3 separate regions of the Homo sapiens genome follow, and regions 2 and 3 are each linked to region 1. Evidence: chromatin contacts called from ENCODE Hi-C or POLR2A ChIA-PET data. All regions are on one chromosome and are shown on one strand. The core of a region is the stretch at or near the end of the contact, and the rest is flanking DNA. Distances in the headings are between cores, read along the strand shown. Region 1 has its middle 250 kb from the start of HIVEP2. Region 2 overlaps HIVEP2 (HIVEP zinc finger 2). Region 3 has its middle 170 kb from the start of ADGRG6.

Region 1 (3,902 bases), core at 921-3,420:
TCTTTCCTCCTGTGATGTGCTCCTTTGCTTGAGTCTAATCATGCTCTCTCTACTCTAAACACACTTCCCTGGCTCTCTTCCTCCTGTTTCCCTGGACGGCTTCCCAGGCCTGGAATGGTCTACCCTCTCCTCCCGGCCATACAAATACATGTAGATTGGACAGTAGATGTATTTTCTTGTCTGCAAATGGAATGGTTTCTATCTGATGTCCTATGTTAAGGAACAGAAATTATCACAGTGGAAAAAAAAAAGCCTATTGGTGGGGCACAGCACCTCCAGCCACTTGGCTTTGGTGAGCCTGATACAGTATCTGGCCCCTGCTAATATTTGTATTTATGTAATGAAAGATTTACCCAATTAAAATAGATCTGAACTACAAAGGAAATGCTGCACTAAAATGTGTTCTTGGCTCATACAAGGAGAAAGATTCTCCTTCACGGAGGAAGACTTGAAGGGTATCCAGCCCTAGGGAAGTGAACTAGGTCATGCCAGTGTTCTCCCAGGCATAAAGGGTAGGCTCGATTTTGTGATAAATACACAGTATATGATGATTCACCTGACTTACTTCTCTATTTGATATCAGTAAATGATAACAATGAAAGTGCTTGTGTTGGGGGGAAAGTGCAATGAATGCACGGCCGCTTCACCATCTGATGAAAGTATAACCAGGGAGATGCCTCAGACGCTAAGGGCTCTTGGTGAGGGGCCCAACAGGAAGAGAGAAGTGCTACTTTCAGACAGAACGGGACCGAGCATTTCAGGATCCACAGAGCCGTGTCATAAAATATTTCACACGATATGTATGACAAGAAGCCTGAAGAAGCTATGAATTTCCAGATTGATGTGAAAGAAATCCACTCTGTACCTTGTGCCACACAAACATTTAAGTCAATCATTATTGAGCATCAACTGGGTGTATTCTAGCCCCGGGTTTTATCTTTTTTTTTTAACCTTCCTTGTGGTTGCTTTGTCATATTCTTTTTCTTTTATAAGAAGCACTGTTTGGTAATAGCCACAAGAATTGTGGGGGTGGGGAGACCATTTTTACTAAGAGATAGGGTTGTATCCTGCATAGGCAACATAAGGAATGGTAGCAATTTTTTTAAGAGGCTACACATGTGGAAAGGCCTCCCATTGCTTTATCCTCTCCACTGGATCTCTCCTGTATTCCTTCTGCCTTCCTGTTATTCCTTGCCAAAAGAAATGTTTTTCTGTCATTCTTTGAAGCCATTTTAATTTTGTTCTGGAGTGGGCTCCAATTTGTTTAAGTGTGGGATTGCACGTTGATACAAATAATTACAACTGTTAAAGTTTGAAATAGAGCCCTATTAGGGAAAAACTACAGTTAAAATAAAAGCTTTCATCAGGACAAAAGCTTTTAGGAGGTGGAAGACCCATATGACACTGAAAATTTCATAGTAATTGCCAAAATGCATTTACGAGTTGCTTGTTGCCAACACTTGGTGGGCACTGTGCATAACAGTGATAAACCTCATGGATTTAGCAAGTTAGCGCCACTAGACACTCTCTAAAACACAGCCACAGCGCCAGTATTGGGTTCCAGTGGACAAAGAAAAAGCCTTCTCAAGGGAATGAAACATTCATTTTTCTAATTATTCCCCAGGCCAAAGGTTGAGTGAGTAACTTCCCAGGAAATCCACAAGCCTCAGCTCTGGACTCTTCATCCTCACGCCACTCACTCAGCTACTCTCTGTTTGCAGTAAAAGAACAGAATGGAGCAAGAGTTTTTTAAAATTAGATTATAAAAGACCAAGCTCTGCTGAAATATTGGAGAGGTGGGGATCTGAAGGGAGGGGTGATGTGTCAAAGACTTTCAAGGCTGTATGACCTGATGGAAGATGAAACACAGGAGAAATGAGAGCAGGGATATTGACCAAGGGCCCTCTGATCTGCCGTTGTATTTAAAGCAATGATTCTCCCTCCTTCCCTGGGACCCCTGGGGGTAGATCATCTGAATGCTTGTCTCTTAGGGAAATGGTATGGGGTGGAAAGCGGCGAACGCAGCAAGGGTTCAGGAAATGCCTGGCTTGTGAGTGGAGGAGAGGATTCTAGCAACTCTTCATGCTTCCAAGTGATGTCATTGGGAAACCAATCCTGGAGAAAGGGGGCCGTCGCTGATAAAAATCACTGTGGAGAAGATGGCCTAGAAGATCCCGAATCTTAGTCCTCATGCGCCCCCTCGTGTAGGATGTGGGGTAGTGCCTTGGTTGCTGGGTGGTGAAAAATCTGTCATTCTCAAGGGACCACCGTTGGAGAAAAAGGGACGTTGAGGGGGAAATGCATGAGAAATAGAATAAAGTTAAGTAATGAGTTAATTTTGCAGTTGTGACAATTGTAGGCTACAAATTAATAGTTGATTTAAAAAAGCAAGTAGCTTTGAAAGCCCAGGACTAAAATGCGAAGAAACTGAGCAGAATCGCCACTGTGTAGACCAGAGCTTCTCAAACTTCAATGTGCATATGAATAATCATCCTGGGAGCTTGTTAAAAATCTAGATTTTTTATTTACTAGTTCTGGACGGGGCCCTCGATTCTGTACCTTTAACAAGCTCCCAAGTGGTGTAGAGGATGCTGGTCCGTGGACCACACTTTGATAACACTTGCAATAGTGTGCAGGACTGACCTGTCCCCTCAGATAAGCCTGTTTGTATTGGAGGGTTCTGAAGTTCAGCTAGAACTTCTATCTCCACCAGATCTCCCAGGATCCCTGCTAGCACACTATACAGTAATTCCTTCATTTATTGGTAGTGCGGTAAATTTGTCAGCTCAAAGATAATTACCTTTTATTTCCTGAACTTAAGTAGCATTTACCAATAGCACTTACTGTTTGTAATGTTGAATTGTTAATTGCTATATATTACCTTGTGATTTCAAGAGTTTATTTTGTTTTTGCAATGAAGTGGTCCTGCATAGTTTAGGGTGTTTAAGAGACAATTACAGAATTAGTTGATTGGCTTCTACTATAAGCTTTGATTTGAAAAAATTACAAATCTTTCTCCTAAGTGTGAATTTTGAATTTGAGGTGGCAGAGGGAGGAAGGGTTAGGTGTCTGAAGAAAGTGAAGAGAGGATGTCTAGGGATAATTTGGACATCTTGTAGCATTCAAGATAAATATATTCAAAGTTTTACCTAAGGCTTTTCTTAGAGTTAGATGTCTTGTTTTGAATTCGACTTAGGTTCACACTTAAAGTTACTCTATGTAAAAATGTTCAGACATCCTGAGCAGACATAGAACAACAACAAATGGATTTGATAACAGAATACAAGATAGAATTAAAGATAAAGTCCTTATGTGCTTTGAAGAAATAAAAGATGAGATTTCAAGTCAAGGAAAATAGATTGTACACCTAGTGACAAGACCTCTTTATTTTCATTTTGAAAGATCACAGAGTGACTACAATATGAAAAGATTGTGTGTAGGCTATCATTTCATGCTTGAGAAACAAATAGATGAAGATCATTTCATGTACCACTGGGCTGGGTGTTTAGAGACAAATGTGTTTCTTACCTGCTAGTGTAGACCAGTGAGCAGCAGGAAAGGATATACATTCCCAGCCATGGGCAATCCTTTATCCGCATGTGTGGCCAAGGATTTTTCATACTGTCTTACATTGGCTGGGAAAGTTGACTTCTGAGTTCCCTGACAAATCTGAGATTCTATGACTTTATTAATCATAACTATTAATAACTACAGGTTATATGTTAATAGTTATAGTGGTTATAATTATTAGTTATAATTATTATTTTGTGCAATAGATTCTCAGAATCTGAAGCACCATAGAGGTTAAAAGAGGTAATAGCCATCTTCCTGTCTATAACAGTCTCCTTTTCAACATCCTGGGAGTTATCAACAGCAACTACAGGTTCTGCTCAAACACCTCC
Region 2 (3,466 bases), core at 731-3,230, 180 kb before region 1:
GAATGCGCAGCCCTTCAGTGGTCACGGCTGCCAGATGGTTTTAAGAGTCCCCTGTCTCTTTGTGGCCTCTGAGTGAGGCTTGCATTTCAATCTCTGTGAAGGGCCACTTTGGATCAGTGTTCTGTGGGAGAAATTAAGGGTCAGTCTTCTCTTTTTGCTAAGAAGGAAGGTAATGAACACCTATCTAATGGTTGAACATGTGTGTGTTTTACAAGATTAATAGTATTAATACCCTTTCAACCCAAGCCTTTTTGGGTCACTGTGTTAATAAAATGAAGTTGGAGAGTAGAGTAAAATAATTAATGTATATATAACGTAACTCTTAGTTTGATTTAACTGGTTAATCTGTGATTCAGTATACATTTTTAATACATTTTAAATTTTAAAAGTGGCGATACACTTTTACATTTATTTCTTTGGGTTCTGAGATTATAAATAGCTTTAAAAGTTGGAGTGCCCTATTTGTCATGCTAAAAATCAAGTGAGTTAAGACGTGGGAAAGTGATCAGAGAAAATTCAGTATAGTACTTCAGAATTTTTAAAATACTGAAAACAAATTTTAAAATTAGTTATTTCACACACATTAATGTGTAAAGACTGCATTGATTTGGGTATTACATTTGAACACATTATTTTTATGAAATAATTTTTTTATTCTGAGTCAGAAATTTGTACATAGTTGATACTATATATATTTATCAAATGAATTTGTTTTTATGGAATAAAATTTTGATTAGCTATAATATACTTTTTTTTGGCTACATGCACTTCATTTTTCAGGGAAGAGGTAGGTAGCTAGAAGAAAGCATGACATACTATCAGTAATTTATTTTTTAAAGCAACATCTAGGCCAGGATTTCTCAACCTTGGCATTGTTGACATTTGGTTCCAGATAATTCTTTGTTGTGGAGGGGCTGTCATGTGCAATGTAGAATGTTTAGCAGCATTCCTGGCCAGCTACCCAATAGATACCAGTAGTTTTCCTTCTCCCCAGTTGTGACAATAAAAAATGTCTCCAGACATTGCCAAATATCCCCTAGGGGGCAAAATCACCCTTGGCCGAGAACCACTGATCTAGGATTTTCAACATTATATTTAAATCTTCTACCTAACCTAAATCTACATTATTCTACAAATTTGAATCGATGTTCAGACTTACACTAAAAAGGAGAAAATGCTATACTTACAGAGGCAATACTTATCAATTATGAAAAATAAGATTTTTCAACAACATGGGTTAGGATAAGTGTTTTCTGATTAACCCTTATTTACCATAATATAATCCAATTAACCAGAATTTCACACATTTGAAATAATGTTTTATCCCCTTATTTTCTTTCAAAATAGATATATCCCCTGATTCTGAATTAATTTATAATAATGATCTGGATAGGGCTTTTTAAAAACTTTCAAAGATGGAAGTAGTATTGTAGTTTGCCCTATATTGAATTAGATCATTCTGGGTATTCCTCATGCACATACTGAAAAGTTTAATTGCCTTTATAGTTGGGTGTGTGTCTTGATGAATAAGGATTTGTGCAACATGAGCTGAAGAGTTAGATTTCAGAAGTCCACTTATCAACTCTTTCATGGACATTTTAGCATAAGGAGACAAATAGACATACTTGGTTATTAATTATTATAGGGATATAGACATTTCACTTGGCCCGAGATTTAAGTGATTGCTCTTTAAAATGTGTTTTGCTCATGATAGAATGTATTTTTGTTCTTGTGAACCATGCACTGAAGCTTTAGCCAATCAGAGGAAGGAATTTACTGTACGGTAAAAGGAAGTATTTGTTCCGTTATTGTAGTATGTGGCCTCTTGCCATTTTTGATAAAGGATTGAAGTGTTGTGCACCCAAAGTCTGCTACCCTCTTGACCCTTCATCAATCATCAGCTGGACTGTGAGGTTAAGTGAACTGTAGCCCGGTAGGATAACTATTGTTTAAGCATTGTGTAACTCCTGAAAGCGGAAATTACTGACACAGCTGACTTGCAATGTGATCTTTCTAGTTTTAAGATTATATGCATAATTTTCCTTTCTGTTTCTAATCTATGCCAGATTAGAGGTATAAAATGACAGTATATAGGACTTGAAGTCATGTTATTCAATGGATGACCGTGAGACTGTTGGAAATTTATTTTTATTTGCAAGAATAGGAACCTGTGCAAAAATAAATGACCTATTCTAGCACAACGTTTCAAGAAATTCATATGGGATCCTATTGGAATTGTTATTGCCTTAAAACCACTAGGATAGCAACCAAGTCTTGCATGCGAATCCACCTTTATTAATGCGTTAGTTACTGAAAGCATATATTTGTCCACATGTTTTCTAAGTAACTGGCAGCATACACAAATTCTTTTAGCACATATCCTGTTTTTTTGATTGGCTCAGGAAAACTTTATAAGAGCCATGTCCAACATTCACAGCTTTATGTCATCTCGTCTCTGTATTTATGTCACTTTCTTAAACAAGTAGAGTAATATATCAGCTGCAGCTGTTGCTGACCAAAGCTGTCACTGAAGTGGGTGGAGGAAGAGTCAGAGATAATGTGTTCAGATTCTGTGTACCAAAAGCATATCTGTTGCAATCAATCTGTAACGATAACAACTGGCTTGTAGAAGGCACTTCAAGCCAGATACTTTTTTATCTTTGACCAAATGTATAGTAGATTAGATGCCATGATGATAAATACCACTGATAGTTAATACAATCTGGTTGAGTATATATATGATTGCCTGGCTTGTATAATAAGAAAGACCACTGATGTGTAGTCTTCACCAGGTTTGGCCACAGCCTTCCTGTAAAGTTATTAACACAAAACTTGATACTTAATAGCATGCAAAGAAAAAAAAAGACTATGAAATACCTAATAGCAAAAGAGTAAAATCCTTGTTTTCTGATATAGACAGTGATGCTTCCTAATAAGTGTATTTGGATTAAAAGAAATATTCACACTAACACACACGTCCAATTATTTATTACAAGAATTCTACCACCATACTTACCCAGAGCAGGTTGGAAATACTGGAGTCAGTACCTCTCTACCTAAGATTTCTTATAACCCTCTGGATCCTTACCCTTTGTCAACTTCTCCTGTTCACCAGTTTACCACAGGGAGGACTGAAAATTCCCACTGGAAGATTATAGCTTAATTTTTATTTTCTTTTTCGCTTTTTATAAAGATAGTTAATGGCAAAGGGAAATTGTATTTTAGCAGTTAGAAAGGGGTAAGTAGCCACATTGGCCTGAGGCTCATTGCACTTTCACCCCATTAGAGTAAAATGAAATCCTGATGTGGTCAGATCAACTAAGGGAGAGACCGACCTCAAAGATAAAGAGAAAGCCCTTTCCACAGCTTTATATATTTATCCTTTTCCCAGTAATTCTCCTCGTTGTCCTTAGCATCAAAGTACCTATTTCTTTTGGAATTACTATTCTGCCTTATAAAGAGAATC
Region 3 (3,729 bases), core at 182-2,681, 220 kb after region 1:
AGTCTGTTGCCTAAATGCAGGGGAGCCACAGCGTTCTCCACAGGCAACCTTCTCATTTCTGAGAGCATGTGCCAGAGGATGTTCACAGCGGAAACCTGGCTGAGTGTGTTTAAGGGCCCTGTAAAGCATGAAGATAATGTCATTATTCAGAGGCATCGTGTTGAAAAATATTGAAAATGCTTTAAAAGTCAGTTTCTCTTTGTTCTTAACAATTGACTATTCCAGTTTGTCATCATCTTCAGGATTTAGTTTTTTTTTGGTTGTTGTTGCTTTTGTTTTTTACCAAACAGTAATCACTTTTGAGGGTATTGCTATCTCACAATTAATTCAATGAACTTGAGGGATAATGAATATTCAGAGCTGAAAGGTGTTTACAAGATCACCCAGTCTGATAGTTTACAAACTGTGCTCTGAGGAAACCTAAGATTCTAGGGGAGAAAGGAGGAAACTCAAGAGGAAAACGTCTCTTTCAACTCTAGCATTTTCCTTTATTATTTTAGGTTTTGAACTTCTGAATAAGAGTCTTAAAAAGAAAAAAAGGAAAAAACATTCCCTTGGTAAAAATGCTTGAACTTACCTAGTCCAATGCCTTACTTTTTACATAAAAGTAATTAAATAATTTGCTTAAGATCCCACAAAGGGGTCAGTGATGGGGCAAGGACTGGCATTCTTAATCCCTGAATTTGTGATTTCGAGAATCAGTGTGGTACCACGGATAGAGAAAATATTGGTCAACAGACTTGGAGCTAATCATTACCAGTGTGTTTGGGCAAGTCACTTTGCCTTTTTAAAGTATCTTCATTTATAAGAGAATTTTGTTGTATTTTGTTTTCCTTCCTTCCTTTTGCTATAATATTTTCTCTCAGAAATGTGACTTTCAATGAATGAGGAGCAGTGAGATGAAATTTTAAAAGACAAGACTGGGACAATTCTCTCTTCTTAATTGTGCTTGCAAGTTTAGTTTAGCACCCTCCATTAGAGCAGCTTTTGTCTCTTTTATTAACTAATGCAACCCAGAAGACCCTTGCACTTAGTAGCAGATCCGTTAATATTTGTTTAGTAGCTAGGTCTACCAAGCTCCAAAAAATTGAATAAGCCATTTTGTTCTAAGGGATGCGCCACTGTTATTAATGCTGTACTGCCATCTTCTGGTCACATGAATAATTACAGTTGCATCCGTGAAAATGAAATCCTTCAGGAACTTGTTCCTTTTTTGTTTTTATATTGCAGTAATAGCATTTAGAGAAAAAAAATTGTGGGAATATCTTATTGTTGTTATAAGCAAATTTTAAAGGTGATCTTTTTAGAGTAGGAAACGTTTACATTTTCTGTGCAAAATGACAAAAGAAATATGTACCCTCACCTGAGAAAGCCAAGCAAGCCAGGGAGAAGAAAGGCTGGAAGCTAAGGAACAGAGGCACCGGGAGGTAAAAGGAACCAAACCCCGGCGCTGGGCGCCGCCCTGCGGACACTCCGGTCCTCAGCTAGAGGGAAGGGGAGACGGCTGGGCCTATGGCGAGGTGGAAATCCTTCCTCAGAGAACTTATGAACTGTGAGCTTGTGAGAGTCCAGAAACCCTGGGAAAATGCCAGGTCCACTAGCTATAGGCCTGGTTCTTCAAAAGCAAGATTTCCCTCACCATATTTTAAAATAAACCCTTGTGGGCCTTTTTTTTTTTCTTAGAAGCCAAGATACGTTGCTACAAAGTGAGATTTTCCTCTGGGCTACAATTGTGTCCTATAAAATATGGATTGTTCTAGAGAAACTCTAAGGCAATAACTTCGAAAACCATTACATCTGATAAGCATTTCTGCTTTCCTGTTCAAAAAGTGTCCTCCCAGCTGGGCGTAGTGGCTCACGCTTGTAATCCCAGCACTTTGGGAGGCCGAGGCGGGAGGATCACGAGGTCAAGAGATCGAGACCATCCTGGCCAACGTGGTGAAACCCCGTCTCTACTAAAAATACAAAAATTAGCCGGGCGTGGTGGCGCACACCTGTAGTCCCAGCTACTCGGGAGGCTGAGAGACAGGAGAATCGCTTGAACCCGGGAGGCAGAGTTTGCAGTGAGCCGAGATTGCACCACTGCACTCCAGCCTGGCGACAAAATGAGACTCCGTCTCAAAAAAAAAAAAAAAGTGTCCTCCCAACACCCCCCATCTAAGATAAAGTACCTGTGAAGAGGAGACCTTATATAACCCATCAGCAGATGTGATTAAAGACTTTAAGATGGGGGATCATCCTAGATGTGATTTAGGAGAGACCCATGTAATCGCAAGGATCCTTAGAAGAAGGGGCAGGCAGACCAAAATCAGAGACCTGCAATGTGACACTTGCAATGGAAATAGACTGGAATGATGTGGTCACCAGTCAAGGAATCTTGGCCACAGCTTCCAGGAGCTGGAAGTGGCCAAGGATGGATTCACACCTGGAGCCTCTAGAAGGACCAGCCATGTGGATGTCTTTATTTTAGACCTATGAGACTTCTTTCAAACTTCCGACTTTCAGAACTTTAGGAGAATAAATTTGTGCTGTTCTAAGTCGTCAGTTTTGTGGTAATTTGTTATGGTGGCAATAGAAAATGAATTGAGTCTTTAATCAATAAGGGTTGTTTTAACATAATCACCATGCTATTATCACACATCACAAAATTAATAATGCCTTAATACCATCAAATATCATATCCAAAGCTCCTTGATATTATGGTTCTAATCACCTTGTATTGTCATTACCTGCTTTCACCACTAGACCATGACATTATTAAGGTGTGGGGTTGATTCTATTCCGCAGTGGATCCCCTGCAGTGCCCAGATCATTGCATATAGTAGATGCTTAAAAAACCAGGGTAAATTGAAATGAATCACATCAATGATAGCTTCAGCGTGAAGTTTCTGAAAATTCAACTTCACTGTTATGACTACATATGTTAAGTCAATATAACGACAAAGTCATGAAGCTTTTCCTTTATGTTTTCTTCTAGGAGTTTTAAAAATTCATGTCTTATGTTTTAAGCCTTTAATCTATTTTTAGTTAATTTTTATGTATGGTTTAAGATAAGGGTTTAATTTCAGTTGATTGCATGTGGATATCCAGTTTTCCAATTTCCATTTGTTGAAGAGACTATCCTTCTCCTGTTGTATGTTCTTGGAATGCTTGTGAAGATCAGCTGACCATGGTGTGTGGGTGTATTTCTGGGTTCTCTATTCTGTTTTGTTCATCTGTATGTCCGTCTTTATGTCAGTACCATAATGTTTTGATTACTCTAGATTTGTATTTTGAAATCAGGAAATGTGATGCCTCCAGTTTTGTCCTTTCTCAAGATTGATTTGGCTATTCATGGTCTTTTATGGCTCTACATGAATTTTAAAATTGTATTTTCTATTGCTATAAAAATGCCATTTAGATTTTGTTAGGGATTACACTGAGTTGGTAGATTGCTTTGGGTAGTATGGACATTTTAACAATAATAGTAGCTCTTCTAATGCAGGCTGTCTTTCCATTTGTTTGTGTCTTAGCTTCTTTCATTCATGTTCTATAGTTTTCAGTATACATCCATTTCATCTCCTCAGCTAAGTTTATTCCTAGATATTTATTCTTTTTGGTGATAATGAAAATGGATTGTTTTTGTAATTTCCTTTTCAGATGGTTCATTGTTAATGTACAGAAAAGCAACTGATTTTTTTTCTTCTACCATAAGCTATTTCTTACTGGAAGGATAATTTTTAATTTTTT

The links. A loop is a pair of places that touch in the nucleus more often than their neighbours do. ChIA-PET counts read pairs that join two places held with the same protein, here RNA polymerase II (POLR2A). Pooled maps may share reads with other maps.
Region 2: a loop to region 1 is called in a map of endothelial cell of umbilical vein, with 6 times the contacts of the local background. The contact joins two enhancer-like sites. A Hi-C loop is called at or near these places in 3 of 168 maps with a recorded cell type or tissue (Calu3, endothelial cell of umbilical vein and head of caudate nucleus) and 8 of 50 pooled maps. POLR2A ChIA-PET finds 5 or more read pairs at or near these places in 3 of 52 experiments (activated CD4-positive, alpha-beta T cell and activated naive CD4-positive, alpha-beta T cell).
Region 3: a map of endothelial cell of umbilical vein shows a loop between it and region 1 (2.7-fold over the local background). The contact joins two enhancer-like sites. A Hi-C loop is called at or near these places in 35 of 168 maps with a recorded cell type or tissue (A673, CD4-positive, alpha-beta T cell, CD4-positive, alpha-beta memory T cell and 24 more), 21 of 37 single-sample maps with no recorded cell type and 34 of 50 pooled maps.

Annotation. Positions count from the first base shown.
Region 1 is chr6:142,691,344-142,695,245 of GRCh38, reverse strand. No RefSeq gene overlaps it. Among named protein-coding and RNA genes, the nearest start is that of HIVEP2, 250 kb to the left of the region's middle. Within about 2 kb of position 2,170, at least 2 of the 41 ENCODE cell types and tissues checked have a DNase peak (open chromatin) inside an H3K27ac peak, as active enhancers do; they include endothelial cell of umbilical vein, where a contact is called at or near this core.
Region 2 is chr6:142,866,610-142,870,075 of GRCh38, reverse strand. The region is part of intron 1 of HIVEP2 (HIVEP zinc finger 2); the gene reads left to right. Among named protein-coding and RNA genes, the nearest start is that of HIVEP2, 77 kb to the left of the region's middle. Within about 2 kb of position 1,980, at least 5 of the 41 ENCODE cell types and tissues checked have a DNase peak (open chromatin) inside an H3K27ac peak, as active enhancers do; they include endothelial cell of umbilical vein, where a contact is called at or near this core.
Region 3 is chr6:142,472,338-142,476,066 of GRCh38, reverse strand. No RefSeq gene overlaps it. Among named protein-coding and RNA genes, the nearest start is that of ADGRG6, 170 kb to the right of the region's middle. Within about 2 kb of position 1,431, at least 3 of the 41 ENCODE cell types and tissues checked have a DNase peak (open chromatin) inside an H3K27ac peak, as active enhancers do; they include endothelial cell of umbilical vein, where a contact is called at or near this core.